3 separate regions of the Homo sapiens genome follow, and regions 1 and 3 are each linked to region 2. A link is a loop called in an ENCODE intact Hi-C map of the cell type or tissue named here. Cell type or tissue: MCF 10A. All regions are shown on one strand. Links, peaks and the distances in the headings refer to the core of each region. The heading gives the core; the rest is flanking DNA. Region 1 overlaps SLC22A4 (solute carrier family 22 member 4). Region 2 holds the start of P4HA2-AS1 (P4HA2 antisense RNA 1). Region 3 overlaps PDLIM4 (PDZ and LIM domain 4).

Region 1 (10,078 bases), core at 931-8,930, 130 kb before region 2:
CCACAGTGACAGCTGCATTGGCTGCAGAGGCACAACCAGGCAGTGAGCTCCTTGTGAATAGACAGGAGTAAGTTCTTGCTCTTCCCTGGGTCTCCCCAGTTCTTCCCTCTTACGGTGCAATGCAAATAAGGTATGCCAGCAAATTTCTGCATCATGTTTACGTATTTATATGCCAGCTCATCCCTTGGAGATTTTGAGGCAACTTCAAATTTAAATACAATAAAATAATGGTAACATTAAAGTAAGATATAAAGAAAAGTAAAAAGTTGTGCCTTGGTGAAAAGATCAAAAATACGCAGCTGACTATTTTGAAAACAGTTTGGCAGTTCCTCAAAAGGTTAAATATAGAATCACCATAGGACCCAGCAGAGGTCCTACCTTATACCCAAGAGAATTAAAAACATATATCCACAAAAATACTTATTCTCCAATGTTCATAGCATTATTCATAACAGCCCCAAAGTAGAAACACCCAGGTGTTCAATGACTGATGAATGGATGACCGAAATGTGTTGTCTTCATCCAGTGGAATACTAATTCATGTTACAACATGGATCAACCTTGAAAACAAGTGGAGTCAGTCACAAAGGCCACATAATATATGATTCTGTTTATATCAAATGTGCGGAATAGGGAAATCCATTAAAGGCAGAAAGTAAATTAGTGGTTGCCAGGGGCGAGGGGAAGAGGGAAATGACTGCTAATTCGTATAGGGTTTCTTTTCAGGGTGATGAGGAGTTAGATAGTGTTGATGGCTGTACAACTTTGTGAATATGCTAAACACCACTGAATTATACACTTTAAAAGTGTGAATATCATGGTATGCAAATCTGTCATGGACTGAATGTTTGTGTCCCTCTATTATTCATACATTGATCCCCTGACCTGATAGGGTATAGGATTAGTGTTCTTACAAGAAGAGACACCAGAGAGTGAGCTCTCTATGGCTCACTCTCTCTTTCTTGCTTTCCCTCTTTCTGAGCACTTGCGCAGAGGAAAGACCATGTGAGGACTTAGGGAGAAGGCAGCCATCTGCAACCCAATGGGAGAACCCTCACCAGACACCAACCCTGCTGGCACTTTGATCTTGGACTTCTACCCTCCACAACTGTGGAAAATAAATTTTGGTTGTTTAAACCACCCAGCCTATAGGATTTTGTTACGGCATCCTAAACAGGCGAAGACAAAATTATATTTCAACTGTTCAATTTAAAAACAGTAAAAAATATATATATATGTGGCTGGTAAAAGCTGCATCATTGATGTAGTTAAATTTCAAATTTGCCTGAGCTTCCTGGTAGCCAGAGTTGTAAAGGAAGATGCCATCACTTACACACCTATCAAAAGGAGGAACCTCTAGACATCAGAGGAAGCAAAGCTTTAAATGGTTCAGCATGCCCAAAGAAATGTCACATGGAGGTTGATGTTAGAAGTACTGAAAAATACTGAATTAATGAATCAGTCAAGAGTTTTTTCTGTGTTATTAAATACAGAAACACTTTTTGTGTTTAAGCAGCTAGTTATGGGGGATAAGAGAGGATACTGATGGCATTCTACCCAGAAGGCTATTGACAGGTGGAGGGCATTATTTCTGGGCAACAGTAGGAGATTGTGAGGGGAGCTGGAACGTGGGTAGGGTTAGTGTCCTTGGTCCCGAGTGGTCATTTCCTCCTAAACCAGCATCATTCCGGCAACACCATCACTTCCAGGCATGTCTGCTTTATGCTGTGTAGGGTAGCACTGTTCTTTCTTTCTCTTTTCTAGTCTGCTACGACTGTGGCAGCCTTGATCATTTTTTAAAAGCAGCACAAAACAAGGACTCATTTCTGCACTACTTTGACAGTGGGAGTAATTTGGCTTCCCAAGTTAATGTGAAATTATCATGCAGAGCTTTGCCAACCCTTCCTTAGGGCCAGAGGGTGGAAGCGAAGGCACCTACCAAACTCCTCAGCCCAGACCACACCCTTTGGTTTATTTTAGTCAAATACAACCTGGAATTCAGCTATTTTATCCCAGAAACACCAGAGAGCACTGCTGCACTGTAGGGAAGCTAGCAGCCACCTTGCCTTTGTACTGTGTCCCCCAACCCCAGGTGCTGACTGGGGCGTCCAGCCATTCCAGAGCAGGCTGGTTTTCAGGGACACTTAAACTTTCAGACCTGAGAACCCAACACAACGAGTCTCATACCAGGATACAAAAGCCAGTAATTTCCTGCAGAGCACAATGGAGTAAAACTACCATGAAGAGGCTCCCAGAGCACCCTATAACAGGCCTGGCCCCAGGCTGATAGCAAGCCCTGAGAGGCCTGGATCCCAGCTGATAGCGAGGCTGCTGCACCCAGGGTCTTACCTACTGACTGGCTGGCTTGACTGATCTTCCATGGCCTTACTTTCCCCTTGGCCCTCTTACCCTTCTTCACCCTGCATGTGGGACCACATGCTGCATGGGAACTGGGAGGAGAGTAGATGATAGTGTCAGAGCCGGCGGGGGAGGGCAGCCCTTTCCTGTAGGAAGCCTGGGGTATGCTCTCCCTGCCTCACCCGCTCACACAGGGGAGGCTTGGAGGCTCCAGAATCACCCTGTGCCACTAAAAAGGCAGATCTCAGTGCTGCCCATTCTATAGAACCGGGGATGCCACCACCTGGCACAAGTCCCACCTTGTTCCCATTCCCACGGAGAGAGCTTCTCTGGCTTCACCGTGACTCTCTACCCTTCTGTTCCAGATGGTCCTTCAGGTCCTCCTGGGATATGGGCCTGCTGGTCAGAGTCCTCCGTTTTGGGGAGGCCTGTTTGGCTTTTGGTATGTGTCTGGCCCAAGCAGAGCCACATGTTGGGTTTTTCAGGCTTAGGGAGGATCGTCACATGGAAGATGGATTCTGGGGACTTTGAACATGAAGACAATAGGCTTTGCCTTGTGTTCTTGGAGCCACTGGGGACTAGGAGGTTGCAATTTCTATCTTAAGTTCCTCCAACCTCCAGTTTCCAACAACACTGGCCTGAAGCTCCCTGTGCCCTCTACACAAATGATCTTCAAGAAAATCTTGCCCCGCTCCTTCCCCCTGCAGGAAGGGGAGCAGCCTCCTCCCGCTGGGGCCTGCTGAAGAGTGTGCTACCTGCTGGGACCATGTGGCTCCAGCATGTTCTTCCCACCTTGTCTCCTCCCTTCTCCCCTCTGCAGACACTGAGGCTGAGCCCATGGCACGGGGCTCTTCGCAAATAATTAAAGGAGTAGAGTTGGAATATTTCCATCCTGGCAACTTGACAGAAGGTGTACACACCATCAATTAAGACAGTGCAGCATCTCCAAAGCCAACGAGTCCTTCAGACTCTTAAAAAGCAATCAGAGTCACCTAACCAGATTCGGACTTTTGAGGCAAGAAGAATCGTTAGACTTCTATTAAAGGAGTATTATTAATAATGACACTGTGACAATAGGGACAAATTGGGATGGTACTGAGCCACCTAGAATATATTATCACCCTAGAGATGATGGGAACTGGTGTCTACTGTCCCAGGGATACCCCTCACCTCTGCTTCTCTCATTTGCCCATTCGCTGGGCTCAAGAGAACACACTCTCTCACTCCTGTGGATGACCCTCATCAACTCGCCTGGAGCTCACCTAACTCCCTCCCAGGAAAAGCTGCTGAGGGCCCCAGGGACCTCTTCATGACCTTGTAACTGATGAGTCTTCCTCATGCAGCCTGACAGGAGATGGGGCTATCAGTGTGGGGAGGCTTGTCCTGTGCTTAGCTGATAGGCTCTGGGGTGGGCTCTAACTCAGGGTGAGGCCAGATAGGCCCAGTGATGGCGGGCTGGCACTGAACTCCCCCTGTCTGACATGAGCCTCCCCACCTGTGTACTGGCCACAGTGACTACCCTAAGTCTCTTCACAAGCAACCAGGAAGAAGTCTCAAGCCTACACAACTCAGATCAAAGACATCCTCAGGCTGCCCTTCCCCTAAACTGTCCTCCTCTGTGCCTCTCTTAAGCCCTGTGCTCCAGAGAATGTGTCTCAGCTGTTGTGCAGCTGGTTCTTAATGGCTCCTGCTCTTCTTCTCCACCACATTTCAGGGCTCAGCACAGAGGTGGCTCCCTGCGAGTGCCTGCCCTGCCCCTGACTTGCTCCAAGAGCTGTGGCTACGGCTCCCTCCCAAGACACATATATCCAAAGGCTTTGGAAGCACAGCCCAATGGCCCAATGATTTCCTCTTTCTGGGCCTTTCAGAGGGTTAGAGGGAAGCACCCCATGTCCCAGAAGCCATTCCTACCTAGTATGAAGGCTACCACATAGTTGGAGATCTGGCCCATGCCCACGATGACAAATAACACAGTGAACATCTCCCAGCTGATGGAGAAAATCTGCAGGAAGCTGAAGCCAGTCTGTACAGCCATGGTTGCGAAGAGAACGTTCTTCCTGCCAAACCTAGAGAATGCAGTATAACACAAAACATGAGATGTGTAGGTTGCCAAGGTGTGTTGCAAGCCCTGAGTCAGGCATCAATGCAGACTTAGTGTTTTTTCAGGGCTCTGGCAGACTTTTTTCTCTGTCACATCCTCCCATCTTCCTCCTTGGTGAGGTCTCAGGCATCCATCTGCTCAGGAGATATCTTTTGAGATTCTCAGCTTCCTGTGGAGACACCATGTCTCAAAAGCATGGAGCAGTGTACGCAAGGACCTTGTGGAAATATGCTCTTTAGAAGGAGCCACAGATAGATGCTACCAGCACATTTCTGGAAAGTGGGTACAGCACAGATTGCAGATATTTCTTGAATCAGCAACATGAAAATTCTGTAAATCCAGAACTAAGAGTCACTCTGCAAGTGGTTTTTAACCTTGGCTGCACTTGGAATCACCCGGAGAGCTTGGAAAAAATACTGATGCCAGCACCCCACCTCCCAAGATTTTGGGATACAGTTTGGGTATTAGGATTTGGGAAAGTTTCCCAGATGAGTAGCGTGCAACAAAAATTGCAAACCACTGCTCTGTGGGAAGGTGTAGCTTTCAGCAATGTCTGTTGGTGACACTGAAGTTGTTTTAAGTATTATCTTCACATTCTGGTAGTGACCAGTGGATAGAATGGAGCACAGGTGTGAGCAGAACAGCCTTTCCCGCCCCATTTTCCAAACTCATGTCTCTGGCTGTTGGCTTGGGCTGGGAGGCTTTCCCCAGCATTGCCATTTAGTACCCCCACCTTCCTGCACTGGTCACCCAGCACATACAGGGGCCTGTGGAATACTGTCTCCTGGTGCTGTGATGCTGCCTCCTCAGGCCTGTAAGCTCTATGAGGGTCAGAGCCAGCATCAGCTCTGTGGCCCCAGTGCCTGGCCCAGGGTCCAAGCCACAGCAGCAGTGTGTGCACAGTTGGGGCTCACTGTCTGGCTGCTGGCTGTTTGCAGACAGATCCTGTGCCATCCACCCCTACCCCTGAGGTGGTGGTGGAGCAGGGAGGGCAGTGGTGATGGCAGCGTCATGTTTTGTCAAGGAGTCTGTGGTATGAGGACCCCACTTTCCAGTGGGGTCAGTGGCCCCTCCCCACCACTGGCCAAAGCCCTGGGAGCATGAGGCTGGGAGAATGGAACAAAAGTGTGTCCAGGTGAAGGGGACTGAGGGCGGGGTGAATAGGAGACATCGGGGCTCCTCCTATCACTGAATCAGTGGCCTGAGGGTCCTCCCTTTCTCTGGGTAGAAATACCCTGAATTCAGTCCAGCCCCAAGATAGGCAGTGATTGACAAGGGGCACCATCCCACCTTCCTCCCCTCCCATGTGCTTACCTGTCTGACAGCTGCCCGGACACGAAGGAGCCGAGGAGCACGCCTACGAAGAACAGGGAGGTGGTGAGGGGCACCTTCCAGTTGTCCTCACACACCAGATTCCACTGCCAAGGAAGACAGCATGAAGCGTGAGCCCAACCCTGAGGCAGACCTCAACCCCAGCCCAGCTCTGAGGGAATATTAGCACGGCTGGCGGGCAGACTCTCCTCCCCTGGGCCAGGATATTGCCTTTGTACAAAGGGCATAGGCCTTGCAGCCCTGGGTTTGACTGGCCTGTGCCGGGACTGGGGAGAGTAACCTGGGGCAGGTCACTGCCCTCCCTGAAACTCAGGATCCTCTTTGGAAAGGGAGGGTGATGCTCCTACTCCGCTCGCATTACATAGCAAGAAGCCAGCCAAGGCCATGGCTGTGACTGGTGACCCCTCAGCTGTGAGGCAGTCCAAAGTAAAGGTGGCACTGCATCTTCAGAAGCCAGCCTAGTGCGGAGGGGAGGTGTTTGAAAAGCCCAAAGGGCAGGGCAGAGGGCATGGCCACTTGGTCCAGGCGTAAAATTTCTTTTCCCTTGTTGAAAAGTGCAAGTGGTTCCAGGAGCTCTGTGACTTTATTTTCTGAGCAGGCCCCTCTGAGAAATCATGTGGTCCCTGGTCCACTCACGCCTAGGCCAAGCTTGTGGCCTGATTCGGGGCCCCATCGTTCTGGGGCCTACTTACTCCTCTCCAGGGCTCCCTAGCTCCCCTCCTACATCCCTACACCCTCCTTCCCATCCAGTCTTTCCAGAAGTGTGGTCCCTCCCATTCCCTAGGGTCTGTGGGATGCTGCTGCCCTAACAAGTCCCTGCCAGTGCATCTACAAAATGAGTTTCAGCCAGAGTTTCAGTTTGACTTAAGTCAATTAAGCAACATCTCAAGGGAGGTGACAAAAATTTCAAAGTGTGTTTAGTGACCTTTCATTTATTAAAAACAAATAAATAAACAAACAGATGCCAATGAGCACTTTGGGCTTGGGTTTTGGGGGCTGCTGTCTGTGGCGAGATGATCCAGTCTGGAGGAAAGACCCCTGCCTCCCACCCAGCCCTAGCTCCATCTTGGATGGGGCTGCTTTTACTGCATTCGCCAAACAATTCCTTCTGAATCCTCACAACTCCCTTGAAAGTGTGGTGGATTTAAGCACAAACTCACATATTTATATCACACCTTATTCTGCAGCAGACAGAGGTGTTTATAAAGACACACACAAGAGAAAAATGTAAAACAAAAAGCTAAGGGAATTGGGGAAAATGGAAAATAAAGAGGAGGGAAGTTGCAAAAACCAAGCCTGGGGTAAGACTGACCCTAGACTATCCTGTCCACGGGCCTGCCTGCTTGCCAGACGGGGCTCCAAAACTGGCTCTGCGTATCCCAGCAGCTCAGCTCTCAGAAGGGTTACAGTATCCGAAGTAGTCTGCTTATTCGCAGAAGCACAGTTGTTCTGAATACTGAGATCCGAAAGAAGTGTCTCCTATGTACTTCTTCCACAAAGGAGCCACTCTGTGATGCTGAGGATAATGTCCTCGAGAATAGTCCTGTCCTAGAGACAATAGCAAGATTCATGAGGCCGCCTGTCACAGTGCTCAAATGCTGGCCACAGGCAACGCCCAACACAGCTCTGCAGAAGAAAAACAACTCGGGCCAGGAAGTTAGCGCTCTGCTGCTCAGGCACAATCCAAGGATAAATCTCAGACTGTACCCAGAGCAGGATTGCCTCGCCTGGGGCTCTTGCATGGGCTTCAGGAGAAAGGGAAATGAATCCTCTAAAACTGTATGGCCAGATTAATGTGTTCTGCCAGTCCATAGACCGGAAGTGGTAAACAGGACGTGTGCCTGCATTCATGGCCATCTCCCTCCAAAAATAATTGTCCAAAGCTTCAGATAAAAGCTTGGGTTCTGCTTCTGACTTAGAGAGATGAGCAATTGAGGCCCAAAGCCTCATGATGTGGTGTGACCCATTTTGCAGAAGATTAAACTGAGACTGTGAGAATGGGATTTGTCTGAAGTCATAGCAAGTAAATGAGCATGATAGATACCTACTTGGGCCTCAGAACCCAATCTTGTACCAGTGTCCTGCTTTGGACCTATACTCCCTAAGGCAGGACAAAATGAGCTTATTAAATATGATGCCCTACACTTCTTCAAGGAATGTGATACCAGGAGACAATTACCCAGGACTAGGAGTAGAAGGCCTCCATCACAGCCTTTAGCCTCAGACTGAGCCAAGAAGAACTCAAGATTGGTAGAGGCATTAACATGCCAACCATCATCATTCCATCTGCAGTTGAGCAGAAAAGCTCTTTCAAATATAATGTGCTCTCCTTTGTAGTCTGTCAAATATTTTTCTGTCTGGACTTTGCCTTAGGGCAGGATAGATAGGATTTAGAGATAGAAAGGAATGGAAGGCTGTTAGATGTGGAGCCAGGCATTGCATGAGCAAAGGGTAGGACTGGGAACTGGCTACTTAATTTGCAAGGTCCAGGGCAAACTGAAAATGCAGAACTCCTTGGTCAAAAATTATTAAGAATTTCAATACAGCAATGGCAAAGCATTGAAACCAAGTGTGGCGCTCTGTGTGACTGCACAGTTGCATGCCCATGAAGCTGGCCCTGGCAGGGGATCAAACCTGGCCTCCAGGAAATGAAGCAGATGCAGGAGTTCTGAATGGGGACACTGGGAAGGGGGGTGAGGTGAGGGCCATCTCCCATCATTCTCCTTCCTGTAGGCTCTGCATCGATGGCTTTCGGTCCCATTCCCTCCCTGAAGAGGGGCCCAAGAAGCCCTGTCAGCATCATGCAGCACAGGAAGAGCCATGCACACGCAGTGGCCGTTTGCCCCAAGCCCATGAGGGGTGCCATCTGCCTTTGGAGACCCTGCTTACAACCAGCAGGGGAAGGCAGCTAGACTGCATGGCTGCCCATGGTTGATTCTAGGGCTGGGCTCTCCTTTGGGGAGTTATGGTGCCGCAAGTGTCTTTTTGGAAAGCTGTGAGGGGCCTGGTATTAGGACACAGGATTGGCAGATGAAGTTCTACCTGGAGCGAAGGGCTAGAGTCCAGTAAATCAGCTGCCAGTCCTAAGAGGGGTCCTTTAGAAAAGGCTTTTCTTAGGAAACCGGCCCTGCCTGCCCCTGGGCCCTTCAGGTTTGAGGGATATGTCTTGGGTCTCCGCTAGCCAGGGCCACAAAACCTCCCTGTGGTTAACAGTGACATGGCGGGCCCAGTGGGAGACAGTGTTTTCCTTGATGGGACAGACCTGTCCCTGTGGGTCCCTGCACATGTTTGTACATACATGCACACACACATACATACACATGACCAGCTCAGAGGCTAATGGCAGATGTCCTGGTAAGGAGCTGGCTGGCATTGCTTTGGGGGTGTGCTTTCAAGTCAAATCCTAACATTTCTGAAACATAGCTTACCTCCCCTCTCCCTGCCCCTCTGATGGGGCCTCCCGGGGTTACTATGTCTGTCCCATCAGCAGGGTCCCAGACCAAGGTTCTCACAACAGAGCAGAGTGAGCTCCATTTAGCTGGGCCGCATGGCCTTCAGCTCTAATTTAAGAAACAAAAATCCAGGTGACAAGGTAATAGGGGATAGGAGGTCACTCTTGGCATAGAAGGATGTGCCGCTTCCCATGGCTCCCTATAGTAAAGGGAGTAATGGGAAAGACAGTAACAGTGTGTGGAGTGCTCACTGAGTGCCGTGTATTATCTCAGGGGATCTCAGGGTTGGCATGTGAGATGGGTACTCTTATCCTTGTTTTACAAATGAGGAAATGAAGGCACAGAGCAATAAAGCAACCAGCCCAAGTTCTCCTAGTGAATTGGTAAAAAAAAAAAAAAAAAAAAAAAAAAAAAAAAAAAAATTGCTTAATCATTGATTCAACTGACATTCAGCACCTACCTGCTCCAGGCCAGGCTCTGTGTAGGGCACAAGAAAGACATGGTCCCTGCCCTCACAAAGCTCAAGGTCAAGCATACTTTACAGGACAGATGTGCACATGTGCATGCATGAGGCCAGCAGCCCTGGGTGGGGTGGGCGCTGTTCTGGGCCACTTCACCCTTGCTCTTTGGCTAGAGAGGAAAGAGGCACCCCCTCCTCACCATCCTCCAGCAGAAGGACAGAGTTCTAAAACCTGAATAATCCGTATAATCATATTTTAGATGACTAGTGTTTGCACAGTGCTAGGCACACAGTGGGTGCTTAACAAATTGTTGAATGAATATTGAACAATTAATTAGGAGTCATAGAAAATCAGCCTGGAAAATGTGGTTCTTG
Region 2 (10,078 bases), core at 1,407-9,406:
TGACATAAAATATCTTTGAGGCCATGGATATAATTGGACAAATACAGCAGGTGTGTATATAAGGGTGGAAAAGCCATTATTTTCCCCCAAAATGGTTATGCCAAATAAGTTCATAATCTGTGCAAAAATGCTGCTTCTATGAATTAAAATATAACCTTTTTAGTGTGTACAAATGATACATAATCTTTTATGAATTCATTGAGCAGTGGAATGTTATGCTTGTTCTAAAAACTACATTAAAAACAAATCCTGAGAGGCATCAAAGTCAAATATGATCAAGGTACTTTACACAAAGATGTTTGTCAAATATTAAAAGAACATAAAATGACAAAATACAATATCCTGAAATAGGAACCATCTTTGTGTGAACAGATTACAAATTTTCATGTAACTTGTCTATGTGGCATGGCATTTTGAACTAAATATAGTAGAAAAAGGTTTATGAAAAAAAAGACTATATACAAAGCTGCATGCTTAAGAAAAGGCCTATTCGTTTGCTTATAACAAATGAGAGAAAGTAACTTAAAGTTATGTTTCGTTAATGTAAAACTTTAAAAGAGATATAAATATACTTAAAGAAAAATCAGAAATATACAAATTACTGAATGAGTATATCAATTATTGTGGGAAAAGTGTTCGTCGAATAGAAATTAAAGAGATTACAGATGTCCTAGAGATGGAGATATGAAAAATCAAATGAAGTATTTTTGTATTTTTACTTGGAGAAATTTTCTACGAATACATCTGATTAACAAAAAGCAGCCATGGCCTTGACTTACCTCTTAAATAGTCCAATGATTTATATCCTGTGGCAATTTCATCTGAAATAGTGGTAAATAGCATGCAATATCAATAGTTTGCATGAACAAATGTGACCCTGAAAGAGCCAGTCCTTCAAGATGGATCTTAAGTGGCTGAGTGGGCCTAAATTTAAAGCAGAGCCAAGAAGCCATTTGGTGACTAGAGGCCACACACCTATTTTGAGTTCCCTGAAAACCCACACCTCTTTAACTTTGGAACTTTCAGAGCTCACCTGAACCAGCCAATCAGAGCCCACCTCCCTTGCTGCTCAGTTGTATCAACCAATCAGAACTGTGTTTCCATCTCATTTGTATCAGTGCACCTGATTGGGAACCAGGGCAGGAACTTTTGCTATAAAGCTAGAACCCTTCCTTTGTTCTTTGGACCGCACCTTCCTTTTACATTGAAGGCTGTGTTGGACTCCCTAGTTTGCAAACTATTCACTGGAATAAAGTCTCTTTCTTCCAGGGAACTTTTGTTCACATTTGTAATATAAAATCATGATGTTTGTATCCTCTAAAACGGATTTGCAAATTTTTCTTCGGGCAGCCTTACCCAAATTTCAAAATGGTCCTGATAATTTTTTTAAAACAATACCAGTCACAGTGTGATATAGTTTGGATCTGTGTCCCCACCAAATCTCATGTCAAATTGTAATCTTCAGTGTTGGTCATGGGCCTGGTAGTCGGTGATTAGATCATATAATGGAGGCGGTCCTTCATGAATGGTTTAGCACCATTCCCTTGGTGCTGTTCTCTTGATAGTGAGTTATTGTGAGATCCGGTTGTTTAAAAGTGTGTATACACTTTGGGAGGCTGAGGCGGGCGGATTGCTTTGAGCTCAGGAGTTCAAGACCAGCCTAGGCAATATGGTGAAACCTCATCCCTACAAAAACTACAAAAATTAACTGGGCATAGTGGCTCACTCCTGTAGTCCCAGCTACTCAGGAGGCTGAGGTTGGAGAATTGCCTGAGCCCGGGAAGTGGAGGCTGCAGTGAGCCAAGACTGTGTCACTGCACACCAGCCTGGGTGACAGAGACCTGTCTCAAAAAGAAAATGTAGCACCTCCTCTCTCTCTCTCTCTCTGTCTCTCTCACTGTCTCGTTCTCTTGCTCTTGCTCCTTCTCCAGCCATGTAAGATGTGCTTGCTTCCCCTTTGCCTTTAGCCATGATTCATAGTTTCCTGAGGCCTCTCCAGAAATGGAAGCCACTACACTTCCTGTACAGCCTGTAGAACCATGAGCCAATAAACCTCTTTTCTTTATAAATTACCCATTTTCAGGTATTTCTTTATGGCAATGCAAGAACAGACCAATGCACCATGGTATCCTGCAAAATCCTGAAGTTAATTAAGAATTATTTAAGAGGCGCGGTGGCTCACGCCTGTAATCCCAGCACTTTGGGAGGGTGAGGTGGGCGGATCAGGAGGTCAGGAGATTGAGACCATCCTGGCTAACGCGGTGAAACCCCGTCTCTACTGAAAATACAAAAAATTAGCCGGGCGTAGTGGCGGGCGCCTGTAGTCCCAGCTGCTTGGGAGGCTGAGGCAGGAGAATGGCGTGAACCCGGGAGGTGGAGCTTGCAGTGAGCCGAGATTGCGCCACTGCACTCCAGCCTGGGCGACAGAGCGAGACTCCGTCTAAAAAAAAGAACATTATTTAAGATCGTCACTTAAGAAGAGTAGATTTTGACAATTTTATTGATCAGTTTACTTCCATTAAAGTCATTGGTATAAAATATTTAAACTTAATATGAGTTTTAATATACCAACTTTCAATATTGTCAACCAATTTAATGTGTAAAAATTAACAAAAACACGAAAACGTACGTAAGAAGCATACGTTTTTCATTTTGCCTCAGGCTTCAATATAGTTTGGCACAGCACTGCTCTTAAGTTTCCAAACTTGGCATTTTGACTCCAATATTAGATTTGCCAGATTCAGCAAATGAAAATACAAGTAACACCCAGTTTAACTTTAGATAAATAACACATAATTTTTGCATAGGATATATGCATACTAAAAAGTTTGTTGCTTATCTGAAATTTAACTGGGCATTTTGTATAATATCTGGTAATTCTAAAAATAATTATCTTACATGGTTGAAAAAGCTGCCTGCTTCTTAGTACAATGTAACTGTTGCACCAACACCGTCTTGCCTGTTTGATTGCTGGTTATGTGGATGACTGAAGCGCACACACGGGAAGTCATATGGCTTCTGTGTCACACTGTCCAGCCTGTAGGTATGTCCAGTCCTTACCAGGTCTAGAAGAACACAGCAGCCTCACTCCATCCGAGGGCAGAGGAGCGAGCATATTCCCCACTGCCATGACCCTCTCCCCAGCTCCCTCTGCTTCAGTCACACTGACGGCCCCAGTACATTCGTGCTTGTTGGTCCTTCTGCCTGGAAGGTACCAATACCTAGTAGTTTCTACCCTCATTCCTTTCAAGACTGATCAAAGATTACCTTATCCAAAAGAGTTCTTCTTGTTTCACTGCTGTGCTGCTCGGGCTAGTCTGGAATTCCTGGCCTCAAGCAATCTTCCCAAGAGGTTCCTCCCTTCCTCCCTCCCTCCCTCCCTCCCTTCCTTCCCTTTCTTTCGACAGTCTTGCTTTGTTGCCCAGGCTGGAGTGCAGGGGCGCAGTCTCGGCTCACTGCAGCCCACTCCAAGAGGCCTTCATGACTACTACGAAGGATTTGCGTTCTCATTCTCTTCCTCCTTAGCCTGTTTTCTTTCTTTTTTCTTTTTCTTTTTCTTTTTTTTTCTTTTTGAGATGGAGTCTTGCTTTGTAGCCCAGGCTGGAGTGCAATGGTGCGATCTCTGCTCACTGCAACCTTCGTCCCCTGGGTTCAAGCGATTCTCCTGCCTTAGCCTCCCGAGTAGCTTGGATTACAGGTATGCACCACCACGCCCGACTAATTTTTGTATTTTTAGTAGAGACAGCGTTCCACCATGTTGGCCAGGCTGCTTTCCGATCCCTGACCTCAAGTTATCCTCCCGCCTCTGCCTCCCAAAGTGCTGGGATTACAGGCGTGAGCTACCACGCCCAGCCCTGTTTTATTTTTCTTTAGAGCACTTATCACTGAGGTAAAAGGTGGGACTTGACTCCAGACGCAGGCGTCGGACACCGGACCAGATTGAGGACTGGCTAAAACAGGGCCAGGGCCAAAGTAGCTTTCAATCAGCCCACCAGGGTGCTACGTCGGTTTGCAGTTGCTATGACAACACCCTGGCGTTAGGGCCCCTTTCCATGGTAATGACCCAATGACCCCAAAGTTACTACTCCTTCTCTGGAAGTGTCTGCATAAACCTCCCCTTAATCTACATGTAATTAAAAGTAGTAATAAACATGACTGCAAAACTGCCCTGAGCTGCTACCCACTGTCAATGGGGTAGCCCTGCTCTGCCTCTTCAAGAAAGCTGTTTTCTTCTACCTCTGGCTTGCCGTTGAATTCTTTCCTGGGCAAAGCCAAGAACTCTCGTGGGCTAAGCTCCACTTTGGGGCTCACCTGCCCCACATCACTACCACCCGTTAAGAGATTTAATTTGGGTATCAGTTCGTGGTCTGTCTCCCCCATGGTATAGAAGGTCCTTGAAGGAAAGAACTTTGCTTTTCCACTTCTCTATCCCCAGTGCCCAGAATGGGCCTTTGGAAAGCATCGAGCAGCCTCTCTTGCTCAGTGGGCACTGAAATGGCACTCGGAGCTCAGTACCCAGATAAAGGACACCCCCCAGATAAAGGACACCACCCCTTCCCCCGCGCAGGCCTCGGGAAAGGGCGAGGCCGTGCGAGGCCACAGGAAGGGGCGTGGCCTCTGAGGACCTGGGGGCGGGGTCTGGCAGGGTCAGAGGTTTCTGGAAAGGCCTTTGACCTGTGGGCGTGTTCCTAGAGGTCAGGTGGTGAGAATGGCGGGGTCAGCGGACAGCAGTGGGGCTACAGGCTGTGTCTGTGGCTGCCCTGGCTTAGGGCTCTGGCTGGCCCCTCCTTTCCGACCTGGTCTGGCAGAGCAGCCCCGCAGGACCAGCTCGCAAGGCTCCTGGGGCCAGTGGGGCTCTGTCCTGTGAGGCGGTCCCTCCGCAAGGACAGAGTCAGAGAGAGGCTGGTGAGTCAAGGATGTGCTCTGAGCGGGGGTCTGGGTGCGTCAAATGATGTCTTGGACGTAATATCTAAGGCTGACGCTACTTTGAAGAGGTTTAACTTTTGTGAAGATTCTTTATTCTAAACTCGGGGGAAACTTTTTTTTTTTGATCTGCAGTCAAATGCTCTACCACTGAGCTATACCCCTTCTGCCAACTTTTTTTTTTTGTAAAGCATTTGGGGGTTGTGAGAAGATAAGTGGTAGGAAAGGCCATGGGTATTTGGCAAGCTCAAAGTTTTTTGTTTTTAAGGCACTTTTCAGTGTCTTTCTGAAAGTGCGTTTATAACATGGAGGATCAGCCCCCTCCCCACACCCCAGCTTGGTCCTCCCTTCTCTTACTCTTCTCTGAAAAGTCCATCTCTTTCTCTTGAAATTTGCAGCCAACGGAGCCTCACTAAAGTAATGACCCAAACTGCTTTTGTACCCAGTGGGCTCACAGCTGTCATCTTGCCTGCTTCTTTGATTTCAAGAAGCTTAAGGCAAGCTGCTTATGCTAGATTTACTGTCCTCACCTTCCATTCTTAAATTTTTGACGCAGTGAGTCTCCCCCAACTAATTCTCTGGAATTGTCTGGTAAAGTGTTCTGGGTCCTCCTAGTGGCCAAACCCAGTAGACACTTCGGACAGTTTTTTTTTTTTCCTCTAGCGAAGCACTTCGTGATTCAAGTTCTCCTTTATTTCCGGCCTCCCTGGCTCCTTTTCATCAGCCTAGGCTTCTCATATATATGTTCCCTAGTCTAGTTTGTTTCCTTTTCACGGTAGTACTGTATGCTATAGGAGGAAGGATCTTTACTTCCACTGCTTTAACATGTATATGTTTATGATTTATTGAATTGTCTTTTTGTACTCAAATCTTTCTCTTGAGCTCTGTTTTAGACCCTTATATCCAGCCTTCTAGAGGACATACCCACCTGGACCAACATCTAGAATAGGTGTCAGAAATTATTCAACAAATGATCACAAATAGGGCCTGATGTAGGAAAAATACAATTACAATGACTGTTAACCTTTTGGGGTGACAGACCCTCTTGAGACCCATATGAAATTTCAGGGTCTTTATCCCTTTAAAAAGTGCACACAAAATTTTGCCTGTTTCAAAGCTTCCTAGACCTTCTGTAGTTCAAGAATTTGAGGCTTTGGTTAGAGCTTCCTGATATGATAATGATAAAATGAAAAAGTGTGTTTTCACAGATAAGCATCAGATTTGGAAACTTACAATGGGAATGCATTGTATTCCAGCCGTCATCAAACGTTAACCCTGATTAATCACATCAGGCTGATTTATGGAAACATTGTCTTTAGCAGTAGCAACATAGAATGAAAAATCTGGAGCCCTAGAGTTGAAATATACCCCAGCAGACTCCCTGTGGCTAAAATGAGACATACCAAAACCAGAATCTAACGGCCACAGCAAGATGAGGGCTTGGTCATGTATCCCTGTGTTACTAACTACCATAAGGTTTTCTTTCCTGTAAGCAGAAACCAGGTCCTGAAAAACATCACAGAAACTACAGCTGGAAATTTCCTGTTGACCCTGATAGACTACTACTTGACACCAGCCGACCGATCTGCTGGCTGCCCACCATGGTCCTGCCACAATTCTGATGGGACAGAGAATTGGCCTTACTTTCTTTCCTGATAAATAGCCATAGACCTCAAGCCAGCCAGTTTTGGCCAGCTTATAGAGACTGTACACAAACTGTCTTTGTGCCCTGTAGTTCACCTTTTTGATGCAAAGAGCCAAATTCACCTTACTTTAATGCTAAAACCCCACCCCAAAGTGAACATGGAATGCATGTTACATATATGTTTACCCACTGCACACATGCTTGACTTCCCTCATGAATATTCACAGATTCCTTTAAGCCTGCTAAATATAACCCAGCTAATTTTTATATTTTTGGTACAGATAGGGTTTCATCATGTTGGTCAGGCTGGTCTTGAGCTCCTGACCTCAAGTGATCCACCCGCCTCGGCCTCCCAAAGTGCTGGGATTACAGGCGTGAGCCACCGCGCCCAGCCTCATGATGATTTCTAAACACAGATTCCCCTGATCCATGTGGGCGTGTGTGTATGGCGGCGGCAATTTTAGGAGTCAACTATAACAAGGTCCCAAGGAAGTGAGAGGGGAGCCAAGCTCCAGGGGACAGAAGAGGGAAGGGAAGGGCAATGGTGAGTTTCTTTTTTAGGGCCCATGGTGTATGCAGGAAACACTTCCTCCCCATTTTGTACTTTGGTGTGTAATGAAATAGCCAAGCAACACTTTTCTCTTTTTCTGAACTTGCTGAGGAAAAAGGAAAAAAGGGATCCAAATCTATCTGTCTTGGAGCAAAGATGACAGAATTGCAGGCAGTGACATGATCAAATGTGCTGAGGACAGGAGCAAACCACGCACACCCTGGAGTATCCCTGTAAGGCATAAATACCAGCTTCCTATTCCCTTTTGGAGTATGTCCTTTTGGTTTTCCTGGGAGGTTGCATTCCCCAATTTGTAGATTGTTTCTCCCTCTGAAAATAGTTTTTTTTCCCTTTTCTTCCTCTGTGCATCTCATGGTCTTTTGTTAACATTTCAAAGAGAGTTTCTGATTAACTGTGGGTTGCATGTTTCACAGTCCAAATAGCCTTAGCCTGGTCAGAGACCAGGGCCTGCTTCAGATAATTTACGAAGTTGTTGCTATTAAGAGTGTAACCTGGCTGGGTGCAGTAGCTCACGCCTGTAATCCTAGTACTTTGGGAGGCCGAGGTGGGTGGATCACTTGAGGCCAGGAGTTTGAGACCAACCTGACCAACATGGTGAAATCCCGTCTCTACTAAAAATACAAAAAAATTAGCCAGGCGTGGTGGCACACTTCTGTGATTCCAGTGACTTGAGAGGCTGAGGCAGGAGAATTGCTTGAACCTAGGAGTTGGAGGTTGCAGTGAGCCAAGGTTGCGCTACTGCACTCCAGCCTGGGCGACAGAGTGAGACTCTCTTGGGGGAAAAAAAAAGAGTGTAATCTGCTCCCCTCCAGCTGGACGGGAATACAGATAAGGTTTTGAGGCCTGGTGCCTTGTAGGAGCCCTGAGTGATCAGGCAGTCGTAGAAGTGCATGAGGTGCCAGGGGTTTCCTTCCAGCAGAACTTGCCTTCTTTATTTGTTGGGCCAGTGACTTCTCAGTTCCAGAGTTATTGCCTTGATGGTCCATGAGTGCTGTTTTGAGATTGACCCCCACTCTCTCTTGAATGAAATATATTTCATCTCTTTTCTTCTTGTATTGATATGTTAATATTTATTTTTTAATAAAGGTGAGATCTAAGGAGACATTATCCACTTTGTTTAAACCCTTCTCTTGGCTGCCATGATCCAACTATCTTCTGGTTTTTCTTCTATCTCTGCCTACAACTTCTCAATACCGTAGTCTCCTGTGGCCCTCCTTTCCCAATCCTCAGTTATGGCTCAGAGTTTCTTTATAGCCATTTTTTTTTTCTCTGAAGGCTCATGACTTCCAAATACTTGATATTCCAAATACTTGATATCAGTATATTGATATTGATAACTCTTGAGTCTTTAATTCTAGCTTTTATTACTTTCCAACTTCCAGCTCCAGCTCTACTTAGATGGCCCGCAAGTTCTTCCATTTTAATAGATCCCTAACCAGGTTCATTATACTTCCCTTAAATGGTTCCTATTTCTGTTTTACTTATCTTTGCAAATGGCAAAAATGACTGATCATTCTCCTAGCCTCAGCTAGGAGGCGATTCTCTCTTCTTTCTTCACTGTTCTTGATAACTATTCATGTGAACTTCCTTTTTCACTTTGCTTGGTATTTTTCCCCCACTGTTCCAGGAAATTGGTAACTCGTTTCTATTTTGCTCTTAATCTTTAGAGCAACCTTAGAGTTTAGGTATATAGTTCCCATTTTACTCATGAGAAAACAGGCTTACTTTTAAAATTATTAATTACACAAAGAAAATGTACATGCATGTTACCTCTAAGCAAATTTAGGCAAAACAGAAATAGAATAAAATATTACAGTGCCCCCTCCCTCCCATTACTCTCCTATGTCTTTAGCAGTGGTTCTCAGCTGGGGAGATTTTGTCCCCTAGGGCAGTGGTCCCCAGACATTTTGGCACCAGGGACAGTTTCATGGAAGACAATTTTTCCATGGACGGGGGTTGGTGGGGGATGCTTTCAGAATGAAACTGTTCCACCTTAGATCATCAGGCATTACACTCTCATAAGGAGCATGCAACCTACATCCCTCGCATGTGCATGCATAGTTCACAGTGGAGTTTGCGCTGCTATGAGAAGTTAATGTTGCAGCTGATCTGACAGGAGGCAGAGTTCAGGCAGTAATGCTCACTCGCCTGCTGCTCACCTGCTGTGCAGCCCGGTTGCTAACAGGCCACTGACCGGTACTGATTTGCAGCCTGGGCATTGGGGACCTCTTCCCTAGGAGATATTTGACAAGGTCTGGAGACAATTTTGATTGCCTTGACTTAGGGGATACTACTGGAATAAAACTACCTATTGGGCACTAAAATATATATATATAAATATATATAATATATAAAAATATATATAAATATATATGTAATATATAAAAATATATAAAAATATATATAATATATAAATATATATAAATATATATAATATATAAAAATATATATAAATATATATAATATATAAAAATATATATAAATATATAAAATATATAAAAATATATAAAAATATATATAAATATATAATATATAAAAATATATATAAAAATATATATAATATATATAAATATATATAATATATAAAAATATATAAATATATAATATATAAATATATACAATATATAAATATACAATATATAAATATATAAATATATAATATATAATATATATTATATATAATATATATATTATATATTATATATATTATATATTATATATAATATATAATATATATTATATATAATATATAATTTATATTTTTAAATATATATTTTAAATATGTTTAATATATATTATATATTTTAAATATATATAATATATATTAATATATATTTTAAATATATAATATATATTATTTAATATATAATATATATTTATTATATTAAATTATATTAAATATATATTAATTATATTAATATATATTTAATATATTAATA
Region 3 (10,078 bases), core at 1,256-9,255, 84 kb before region 2:
CAGTTCCCAGCTTGCAAGTGCACACAAGCACCCCACAGCAATGTAAACAGGGGCATGCACACTCTCACAATTATGCTTTAAAGACACACACACACACATAAGGACAACACATATGCACCTACCAATCTCCCTACATACAACTAACTACATGCGCATGGTTACAGAGACTTGGAGCCAGCACTGGTCACCCTGGGAATGGCCATAGTGGCCTCCATAGCTGAGACTGGGCTAGTAGCCAGAGCAGCCTGATTTTAGGATGATGTCTGAGGCCAGGCCATGGGGTAGGTCTTAGCCTCAGCCTGGGAGTGACGTGTAAACCTCCTCTGCTCTACAGTGTGGTCAGAGAGCCCAGTGTGGACAGGAAAGGATGCCTATCGTAGTGGGAAGAACCCTGGTTTGGACTTAGGAAGCTCTGAGGCATAGTTGAGCCTGTGGGGTTCTGCCCTGAGTACCCCCTGCTTTTTGTAGGGTGGGAACCTGGGGAACAGGCAGACCAGCAGTTGGGTGGGCCCCCCTCCATTTCCCCCACCCCAACAGACAAACAGGAGGGTCTTGCTGCCCAGGTGGCCCCCATCAATGCAGCAGCAACAGGAAAACCCCTATCCACATCAGGCCCAACAAAAGCCCCTGAGAAACGTGAGCGCTCTCACACGTGTGTCTGTCGGGCAAGCATGCAGGCAGGGCTGACCTCTAATGGGGACCAGATGGGCTGTGGCCAGTGGGGGTGGGGCTCAGCCTCCGGGCAGAGGCTTTGGTGGGAGGGAGGAGTTGGAGGGACTGGGACTGGGAGGAAGGAGGCCCTCACTCACCCCTACCCAGCAGGGTGCAGGGGTCCACTGCAGGGCCATCAGAGCCACTGCCCCTCCCACGGTCACCCATGCAGCTGCCTCTCTAGGCCTGAACTCTGTGGCTAGGACACACATGGCTACCTCAGTTTTAGTTTGAGTCCCAGGGTTATCCCCTAACTGGGCAAGTCTCTTCACCTCTCTGAACCTGTTTCTTTATCTATGAGCTGGGGAATGTGATGCTTTCCACATCAGGTTCCTTGTGGAGATGAAATAAGACAATTGCATAGTGCCTGGCATAAAGCACATACTTGTTGGATGAATGGCTGTCAGGGGAATTCCTGGGCCCCCAGTCCTGTATTTTCCCCCTCTGTGGGTGGTACACCTCGTACCATATGCTCCTCTGCTCTGAGAACCAGCCTGCTGCCCACTTGGTTGTTGAAGCCTCAGTGGATTTTTCAGCAGGATGGGGGTAACTACCTGCTTTGGGACACTCAACTTGGATGGAGGCAGGCGCTGAGTCCAGATGAGCAGGTGCCATCTCCTAGAGGCTCAGTTCTAGCTCTCTGCTGGTCTGGGGAGGACAGGCTGAGTGTGCAAGGACTGCCTGCTCCACCTGACTTGCTTCTCCCCATCACCTGGTTCTGAGCATAATTGCCACTCCTTCCAGAAAACCCTACTAACCCAGAAGGATAGTAATAAGTTACTATCCTTCCTCCACCCTGGGCTAGGCCAAGTGCCTCCTGTGTTCCCACAAGAGGCCTGAGAGAAGGAGGTTCTCCTATCGCCCCACAGGGAAGGTGGGCCTGAAGTTCCAGCTGGCCCTGTCCCATCCCACTCGGGGATGTGTGCCAGGGCACCTTGTGCTGGTCCTAGGGCCAACTGTGGTTTCCTCCTCCTCGATGGCTCCAGCTAGCTCCACCCCCTCCCCAACACCCCCACTCAGGCAGAGGGTGGGAGCAGCATGGGGACAATGGGCCCTGTGTCTGTGTTAGCAAGGACTCAGCCCTGCAGGGGTGGGGTGGGGGTGTTTTTGTCACCACCCATGGAGCCCATGACCTTTTAAGTACAAAAGTGGGGCAGCAGCTGAGGGGCTGCCCTGGTGCTTGTGGAAACTCCCTCCTTCTCCAGTCTGAGCCACTGGCAGCCTGGTCTTCAAGGGAGTCAATGAGAACAAGTGTGGGGGCAGGGGGAGCTGCTCTACAGTCGCCAGCCTCCCAGGCCCACCGGCCCTGAGCCTCTCCTGGAAGACTGAACCCCCTCCCCACCACGTCATCCTGGCACTGCTACCTCTGAGGGAGGCTGGGCCTCATGCATGAGCTTGAGGCCCACACCCTGCTGCTCCCCTCTGCCTGGCCTGTGGCAAACCTGGCTCATTTGTCTATGGCAACATGTACCCCTACCCCTAAGGTCTGGGGTCCATGGGGCCATCAGAGCAAGTTTCTGAGACACAGATGTGGCCATGAATCCCTGTAAGAACAGCTGAGGTCCAGGATAGAGAAGCCCAAGAGCCTTTCTGTGGCCCTGCTCCACCACCTCATCTCTCACCTCTGTCCTCTCACTCCTTCCATCTTGTCCTCCCTTCCCCTGGACCTTTCTTTTCTCTGAACTTGTGGTGCAAGACCTCACCTCTGGGCCACACTTCCTCTCCCTATACCCCTTTGCCTGCCTTACCATTCCTAGCCCTTCAGGTCTTGGCTTCAATACCCCTTCCTCCAGGAAGCACTCCTTGACTCCTTGTCTGAGTCATGTGACTACTCTGGGCTCCTTTGGCCCCTGGCTTCCCCTAGCCCAGAACTTCTAAGTGCCTTTCCCCTGCCAGAATGGGCACTGCCTGGAAGGTGGTAAGCATCTGGCTCCAGGGATGCCAGCCAGGCAGGGTAGGGAATAGAGCAAGATGGGATTGGGGTAGATAGTGAGGGAGAAGCTGGGGCACATCCTTCCCTCTGGTTCAGTGAAGCCTCTCCCTGCCTTGGCCCCTTTTCTTTCATGTTGAGAGGGTGGACAAAGGCAGGCCCAGGAGGCAATGGTCCCACATGCTGGGTCCCATGGTTCTGGCTCCATCACAGACCATCCCAGTCTCCTTGCCCAAACTCTGTGGCCCAGAGATGGCTCTGGATACCTCAGTCATCCCCACTTGGCTACTCCTTATGCCATGGCAAAACAAGGCCCTAGAATAGCCTGACCCCCTCACTCTTCTTGAGGACAGGACCAGAGATATGACTTCTATCACACACAGAAAGGTGACTGGGCAGACAGGCCTGCAGCCTAAGTTCTGCTAGAAGCACCACAGGATGGCCAGGAGAGAACTTCAGGCTTGGATAGGGCACTCAGAGGAGTGTCCCATAGCCTGAGGTCACTCCACAGCCTGAGACTGCCACCAATCTCCCCCGCTGCAAGCACAGTGACTTCTTTCTGGTCTGGCATCACTGAGCACCAGAGTGAACTCCAGCTGGCTGTGTGATAGCCGCAAACCAAGGCCTAGCCCAGATCCTGGACATCATAGGCACCTTGGTCCAGAATCCAGGATTGCCCGGAGTAGAGACAGAGCCCACACCAGGTGCTCATCATCTGAGGAACATGGGATGGGGTATGGATGTGGTCCAGAGAAAACTTCTGCTTCAGTCTCTGTCTTGGGTATCTGAGAGCCCCAGTGAGGACATTCAGTGCAGGTGAACCTGCATGCTGGCCCCTCTGCCCTGGGCTCACTCTGAGCCAGGCCAGGCCAGGCAGTGTCTGTACATACCTGGATCTCAGGATCGATGTGGATCCTGTGTGCCTGAGCCTTGCTGTCATCAGGGGCACTGGGCCAGCTCCTACCCTCAGGCCTGTGGCAGAAATTGTGATGGTCAGATATGTCTCCTACCACGCCCACCATGCCTGGGAGCCAGGATCAAGAGGGGCTGGGCTCTGGGCTGTGCCCTGCAGGTAGAAGAACACCACTCCAGTGCTTTCCCCTGTACCACAATGGTGACTGTTGTGGCAATGAGCCACAACTCTAGCTGCCATCCTCCTGGGGTAGGGCTATATGCTTCTGTCCCCATCGGCTGCCCAATCCCTCTCTAGTCTGGTTCCTGGAGAGGCTGCAGGAGAAGCCCTGTGTCTTCCCTAATCTTCCACCCTCTTCGTGGCCTACAGAAGCTCAGCTCAAAGAGGCCCAGCTTATAGCACTGCAAGCCAGGCCTCACACATTGACCAGCTAGAAGCCTATCCACGCATCCTCTGGGCATCTACAGCCTCTGGTGGGGTGTGGGGTCAGGCGTCCGTCGGCTCTGGGGTAGGTGGAATGGAGGCTCTGAGGGGTGTGTCTTTCCTCCTGCTGCTGCTGCCGGCAGAGTCATCACTGAGTCTGCCCAGCCCAGATGGGAAACAGGCCATTAGGAAATTCCTGCTTCGCCATAGAAACCAAAAGCCAAACACCACTCAGGAGGGAGAAAAACATCATAAACCTGCCATAAGCAGGGCAGGCAGGCCGAGAGGCTACGTGCCTAAGGCCCAGCCCTGTCACTCAGTAGCCCTGTGAGAAGGCAGGCCAGGAAGGGGCATGGACCCTGGACTGGCAGGTGGGTATGAGGTGAGGCTGGTTAGACCAAAGGGGAATAATGCCCTCCAACTCACCCCACGAAGCCTCCTGAGGCTTCTCAAGGTCTCATTACTGACCTAGCAGCTTGCCCCTGCCTCTTCTGCCCCCTTCAGTTGAGGGTTTTAATAATCTATCTATGCCTATGGTCCATACTCACTCTGCACTTCCTCGCCTCTGCCCATTCCTTAGTCCCTTGGAGGCTACCTCTCTACTCCAGGCCTTTGGTATTAGAGCTCTGCTGCCCCAGGGCAACACCAGCCCCATAGTCCCTGTCTCTAGCCCCCTCAACCAGGCTCCCAAGTGGGTACCCTAACTCACAGCTCTAACTGTGGCCTCTATCTACTCAGAACTCCTCTGGGATAAAGCTGGGACATCTTGTGTGGCTATTTGGCCTTCAACTTCCCTGAAGTTCTGCCCAGAAGAGCAGTACAAGCCTGACGTCTAAGGTCGAAGGGCACAAAGTACCCAGAGCCATTAATGTGGCCCAATGCATCAGATCAGAATGAAGGGCTTAATCATGTGTCAACCCCCATCCCAGGCTGGGCTCTTTAAACAAAATGACAGGCAAAGGGTAGGCTGTGCAAAGGTACCTTGGGCCACATGTGATGGACAACAGGGACTCTATCAGTGGCCTCAGTGTTGGAGTTGATGTCAGAAAGGTCCTGGACCTATAGAACATGCCCAGGAAGTGTGATTTTGCTTGGATTGTTGGATGCCTGGCTTTGGGCTCAAAGCAAAAGAAGCCCAGTGGGGAAGCTGGGCCTTTGATACACTTTTCATTCTGTGGGGGAGTTGGTGGGGGGATTAGAGCTCTCTGTACACAAGAGGGCAGATAGGGAAGCTGGTCTGGGGTAGAACCCTGGGAGTGAGAGCACAGGGTAGCTCACTCCAGCCAGCTCAACAGGCTGATTTACTGCAGAGCCCTTGCTGTGTGGGTGTGTGTGGTGGGGGCGGGGAGGAGTGTCGTTGGGGGCCAGGCATAGGTCCTGGCATAGCAGGCAAGATAGGGAGCAGAGTCAGAAAGCTTGCAGGTGGGCAAGTGTCCAGGAGAAGAAATGTTGGCTCAGAAAGTCAAGGTGGCCCTCATGTCTTGATCCCCCAGAGTCTGCATGTGTGAGGGGGCTGCAGGGCAGGACTCAGGTTTTCACTCTGACTGAGCAGGCCTGGTACATCATCACTCAATGTCCAGAGCGCAAGATGGTCCATATTTTTGGTTGAGGAAGTTATGGGCTCAAGAGATTAAATCACTTTCTGGAGCACAGCATAGTTATCTCTCCCTCTCTCTCTTTTATGGGTAAAATTATGAGCATAATTCTCAACCCAGCTCTGTAATAGTAGAGAATGTGCTCTCATCTGCTCCATGGCCAGTGACATTTTGGGGCTGAAATGCTCAGAGTGGAACAGGTCAGTGGACCTCTGGCTCCATCCATGCCTGGTTTGGAACAAAGGACTGGGGAAGGAAGGAAGGAAGGAAGGAAAGAAGGAGGGGGACCTCCACCCCACCACCCTCCGCTGACATCATACACTCTGAGAAGCTCCTGACTCAGGCCCCCTCTGAGGCACTCCTCCCCACTACTCCACTACCACTAGGGCTGCCCTTGTTCAGCCACACAGAGTCAAGGCTGGAGGTGAGTCAGGGGCCAGGATCCCAGCCAAGTGGGGAAGCTTCAGAGGTCACTCATGGGCAGAGCAATGCTGACATTTCCCCCATCCAGCCTGTATCTCAGTCTGGAGGAGGGTGATGAATGTGATCCGTTAATGGGAAAGGAAACCCCGGGCTCATAGAGGTCATCTGGGCACCTAAGGCTCCAGAGGCTGGATGAGGACCAGCTTTGCTGAACTCCAAAGATGGAGCATCCTCACCGTGTGCCAGGGCCAAGCACAAACAGGGCTGACCTCACAGGCCTCTCCACCATGTTTAAAGGCTCCAAGCCAGTGGCTTACCTCCCACCCTGCCAGCTCAGAGGCATGGTTAGCTGTGTTGTGGTTTGGGGAGGCTTTGCCCACGTACTTCCACAGGGGGTCATGGAAATCCCCTCAGCAGTGAACACGGCAGAGCTGATAAGTTATGCCCGACTTCTGTGGATCAAGGTGGGCAGGGGAGTGGGGAGATCCCACTCAGCCAGGCTTAGGCCAACTGCTTCTCAGAGCTGAGTAAAGACCCAGGACCTGAGCAAGGCTGGGTCCCCCCACCCCCACCCCCAGTGGACCTTCTATCCCAGGATCATTTATGGAGCACAGATGGGCTTGGTAACCCCCTGTCCTCCCCTTCTTGATTGGCTGCAAAGCATTACACAGTCCTTAGTGGGAACTTTTCCCAAATCCAGATTTAACCAGGGCAGAGGTGTGGGCCACGGTGGCGACAGCTGTGGCAGGGCAGCTGAGGGGCTGGTAGGAGTAGTCAGCAGCCAAGTTAAGGGTCTGTAGTCTTAGGAGAGAGCCCCAAAATCAAATTTTGCTACCCCACTCCCTCTCTGTGTGACTTTAAGCACCATCTAACCTTTCTGAGCCTCACTTGTCTCATCTGTGAAGTGGGGACTATAGTAGCCCTTTTTTAAGTTGGTAAATGAGGGTTAAATGAGGTGTTGCACAAGAAACTACTTTGAAATGGTCATCAAGCTGGTCACTCAGGGGAGGGGAAAGGAATGAAACAAATGCCCCAGAGGCTATTCAAGGTCTTATTTCAGTTGCCTGCAACACTTGCCATAAGTGCCCCAACACACTTCTAGTCTAAGTTAAAAGGGGATTTCTTCCCTTCTTAAGCTATAACTCTAAACAGTATCTGCCAGGCCCCCATGAAAGTGCTACTCCTTGGGACTGTTCCTGGATGGGGCACCCAGGAGCTGAGGCAGAGAGGCTGTGTGAAGCTGGGCTCACCCAAAATGCCAGCTGCCCATAACTGCCCACCTCGTCCTTCCATCCTCCCAGCCCAGCCCACCTGTGCATACCTGCTCACAGACAGTGTGAGGTGATCGTGGCAGCCCTTGATGCGGTTCTGTGCCTCCAGGTGTGTCATGAGCTCTGTGCTCTCACCATTGATGGCCTGGATCAGGTCTCCTGGGCACAGGGCAGCCAATGCAGCCTTGCTGCCAGCATGGACCTGCGAGCAGACAAGCCAGATGGCTGGGCACAGTCATGATATGGTCTTGCTGCAAGCTGTGCCCTAGGCCTCCTCCAACCTCAGAACCTAGCCAGTGTGGCCTGCTACCAGCATGGCCTGTGGATGGGCAAGCCGAGTGGCTGGTTGAGGTCCCCATGTAGCCTGGCTGCAGCCTTGCTGGAAACACCTCCAACTCCAGCACCTGGAGGCCTGGCAGGGCATGAGGATATACGAGAAGGGCTTCCTCAGGGCTGGGACAAATGGATGTTGTTCTTGCAGCCTGCGTATGTGCCCAAGGACATGCAGGGGACACAGAGACACATGGAGACATAGGTGCTCACAGATACATACACAGCATGGACATATCACAGATACCCTACACAGACAAGGCCCCAACCAGACAGACTACACACCTTGACCTAATATTCAAACCCTTAGTGACCTTGCCTTCCTACTTGCTTGATTTCAACTCTCATCCCCACCTCCACACCCACACTCTGTCCAGACCATGTGAATGTCTATGGGGTGCTCACAGGCACCATATATCACTCACCTCTACACTTCTGCAAAAGCTGCTCCCTCCACCTGGAACATTCCTTTGACTCCCACATCCTCATCCTTCAGATCTCAGCATAGAGGCCACTTCCTCTGGGAGCCTCTCTGGGATCTCACTACCCAGTGTGCTCCCATGACCACCTTTTCCCCCTACACTGTTCATGTTAATACTTCATTATAATTAAAATGGGAAGGTCTGAACATCACCTCCCTGAGCAAGTCCAGGGCCATCCAGTTCCAGCTGACAGCCTGCGTTTGGGGGTCAGAATTCTACCTCTACTTCCCCTGCAGGACAGGAACTCAGGCTACCTCAGTGCCACTATTGACCCCTCGGGGTCAAGCAGTGTTCACACCTGGAAGCTCTTACAATGCTGGTCAACTGAAGAAGGCTAGAATGGGGGGTGGAGTTAGACTCACAGAGATATCTAAGTAAGCAACTCAGGGGAATCCAGGCCATGGAGCACCCCTCACCCTGCCTTGACCCCAACATAGCCTTTAGAAATATATTTCTTACCCAGCCTCTCCAGCCAGTGCCCAGCTGGTTCAAAAGCTGCCAGTGACCCCATTCTTTTGGGTGGGAGCTCCTACTGGTGGGAACTCCTGGAAGCCCAGCTAGGCTCAGTTCAGCCAGGTCTCAGTAGTGAGTGGACAAAGCTGAGGTGCTGGCAGCTCCTTGGCTGGAGGCCTGGTGTTGGCACTGCCCAAGCTGACCTGCCCTGAAGTAGGCTGCCTCAAGGAAACGTTCTTCTGAAGCATGACACCCTCAGCCAACTAGCCCATCATTAATGTTCACTTGTAGGGCCTGGGCACCTGTGCAAGCCTGTCATCCTGGGGGAGACACCCACTTGGCACCATCCCACCCTCCCCTCAAGGCCATCCTCTGCCTCCTCCCCTTCATGGATACCTGCCTTGTGCCAGGGCCTGGGCTCTATGCTTTACCCATAACTAGCTCACAGCAACCCCTCAACCACCTGGTGAGGCAGAGGCTGTTCTCATCCCTATTTTACAGATGAAGAGAAAGAAGCTTGGGGGAGGGATGCCATGCCCCAGTCCCCACACTGGAGAGGAGTCTTTCTTCAGGGGGCGGCTAACTGCGGCAGGATGACTCAGCCAGCACAAGGGGTACATTCAGGCTTCTGTGGGCGGAGGAAGTTTCTTGAAAGCAGTGGTGGCTGGGATGCTGCCAGCTCTATTGAGCTAGGGGAGTTCTGGTCAGAGAGGGCGTGAGGCCAAGAAATTGTGACTCTCCCAGTCACCTTTACATGCATTATCTCATTAATCCTGAAGGCAAGCCCATTTCCTAGATCAGGAAACGGAGGTCCAGAGAAGTACAGAAGGATAGTTAATTGATAAAAGACTGAATCAAGATTTCAATCCAGGCCACCTGATTCCAAATTTAAAACTATGCTCTTAACACCTGCATTTTTCTTCCAAAGGGGGTAAGGGAAAAGAGAGTATCTGAGGGAGAGATAGTGTTCCAGGCAGAAGGACCAGCATGTATAATGGCATATCTGGAGAGAAAGAAGAAGGAAGGTTGTATGGCCGGAGCATCATGAGTGAGGGGAGAGTGGGAGAGATGAAGTCAGAGAAGAGGCAGGGATCAGATATTGCAGAGTCTTGTACACCCGGGTGGGAAGCTGGCATTTCTCCTGGGTGGCTGGGAACCATGGAGGGCTCTAAGCGGGAAGTCACAGGACAGAGTGGAATTCAGGCCGATCCGTCTAGCTCCTAAGCACAGGATAAACAGAAAGAAGGAACAGAGACAGGAACAGTGAAGTCAGGTGGGCGGTGAGGGCATGAATCAGCCCCTTACCGGTAGTGGCTGCATTCCCAGCCCCTGCTCCACCCAGCCTAGATGTGGTGGGCTGGGAGTCCAAGTCAGAACCAGGTGCCACATTGTCCTACACAGTCACAGCAAACTGCAGACTGCCTGGATTCCTCCTGTCTCCACTCTGCTTCTCTAGGTTGATTACATTAGCCTCTCTGTGCCTGGGTCTCCATCTATGTAAGGCCAGAGGGAGTCCTTACTTCTAAAGGCTGTTGTAAGGACTATTT

The links. Peaks named below come from ENCODE experiments on the same cell type or tissue, not always from the same donor. Only the 100,000 strongest peaks of a DNase experiment are listed, where the experiment ranks them.
Region 1: it touches region 2 in a loop (4-fold over the local background); 3 of 110 quality-filtered maps call a loop at or near these places.
Region 3: it touches region 2 in a loop (6-fold over the local background); 10 of 110 quality-filtered maps call a loop at or near these places.

Annotation. Positions count from the first base shown.
Region 1 is chr5:132,307,960-132,318,037 of GRCh38, reverse strand. It overlaps SLC22A4 (solute carrier family 22 member 4), which reads right to left. Exons shown (of 10, transcript NM_003059.3): 2 at 5,774-5,877; 3 at 4,270-4,424. MIR3936HG (MIR3936 host gene) reads left to right here. Exons shown (of 8, transcript NR_110997.1): 8 at 5,785-6,762. Among named protein-coding and RNA genes, the nearest start is that of SLC22A4, 19 kb to the right of the region's middle. In MCF 10A, for the core only: no CTCF peak of the experiment used is centred there; a DNase peak (open chromatin) is centred at 4,457.
Region 2 is chr5:132,175,789-132,185,866 of GRCh38, reverse strand. It overlaps P4HA2-AS1 (P4HA2 antisense RNA 1), which reads right to left and starts at 991. Exons shown (of 3, transcript NR_047470.1): 1 at 780-991. RefSeq lists enhancers at 828-1,329, 3,672-4,199, 8,573-8,632, 9,293-9,372. In MCF 10A, for the core only: CTCF peaks have their summits at 5,536 (motif pointing left) and 8,666; a DNase peak (open chromatin) is centred at 5,546.
Region 3 is chr5:132,259,999-132,270,076 of GRCh38, reverse strand. PDLIM4 (PDZ and LIM domain 4) reads right to left here. Exons shown (of 7, transcript NM_003687.4): 2 at 7,317-7,468; 3 at 3,532-3,613. Among named protein-coding and RNA genes, the nearest start is that of PDLIM4, 7.3 kb to the right of the region's middle. RefSeq lists enhancers at 971-1,080, 1,262-1,805, 3,659-4,159, 3,666-4,940, 8,928-9,047 and 1 more. In MCF 10A, for the core only: no CTCF peak of the experiment used is centred there; DNase peaks (open chromatin) are centred at 4,176, 5,996 and 9,196.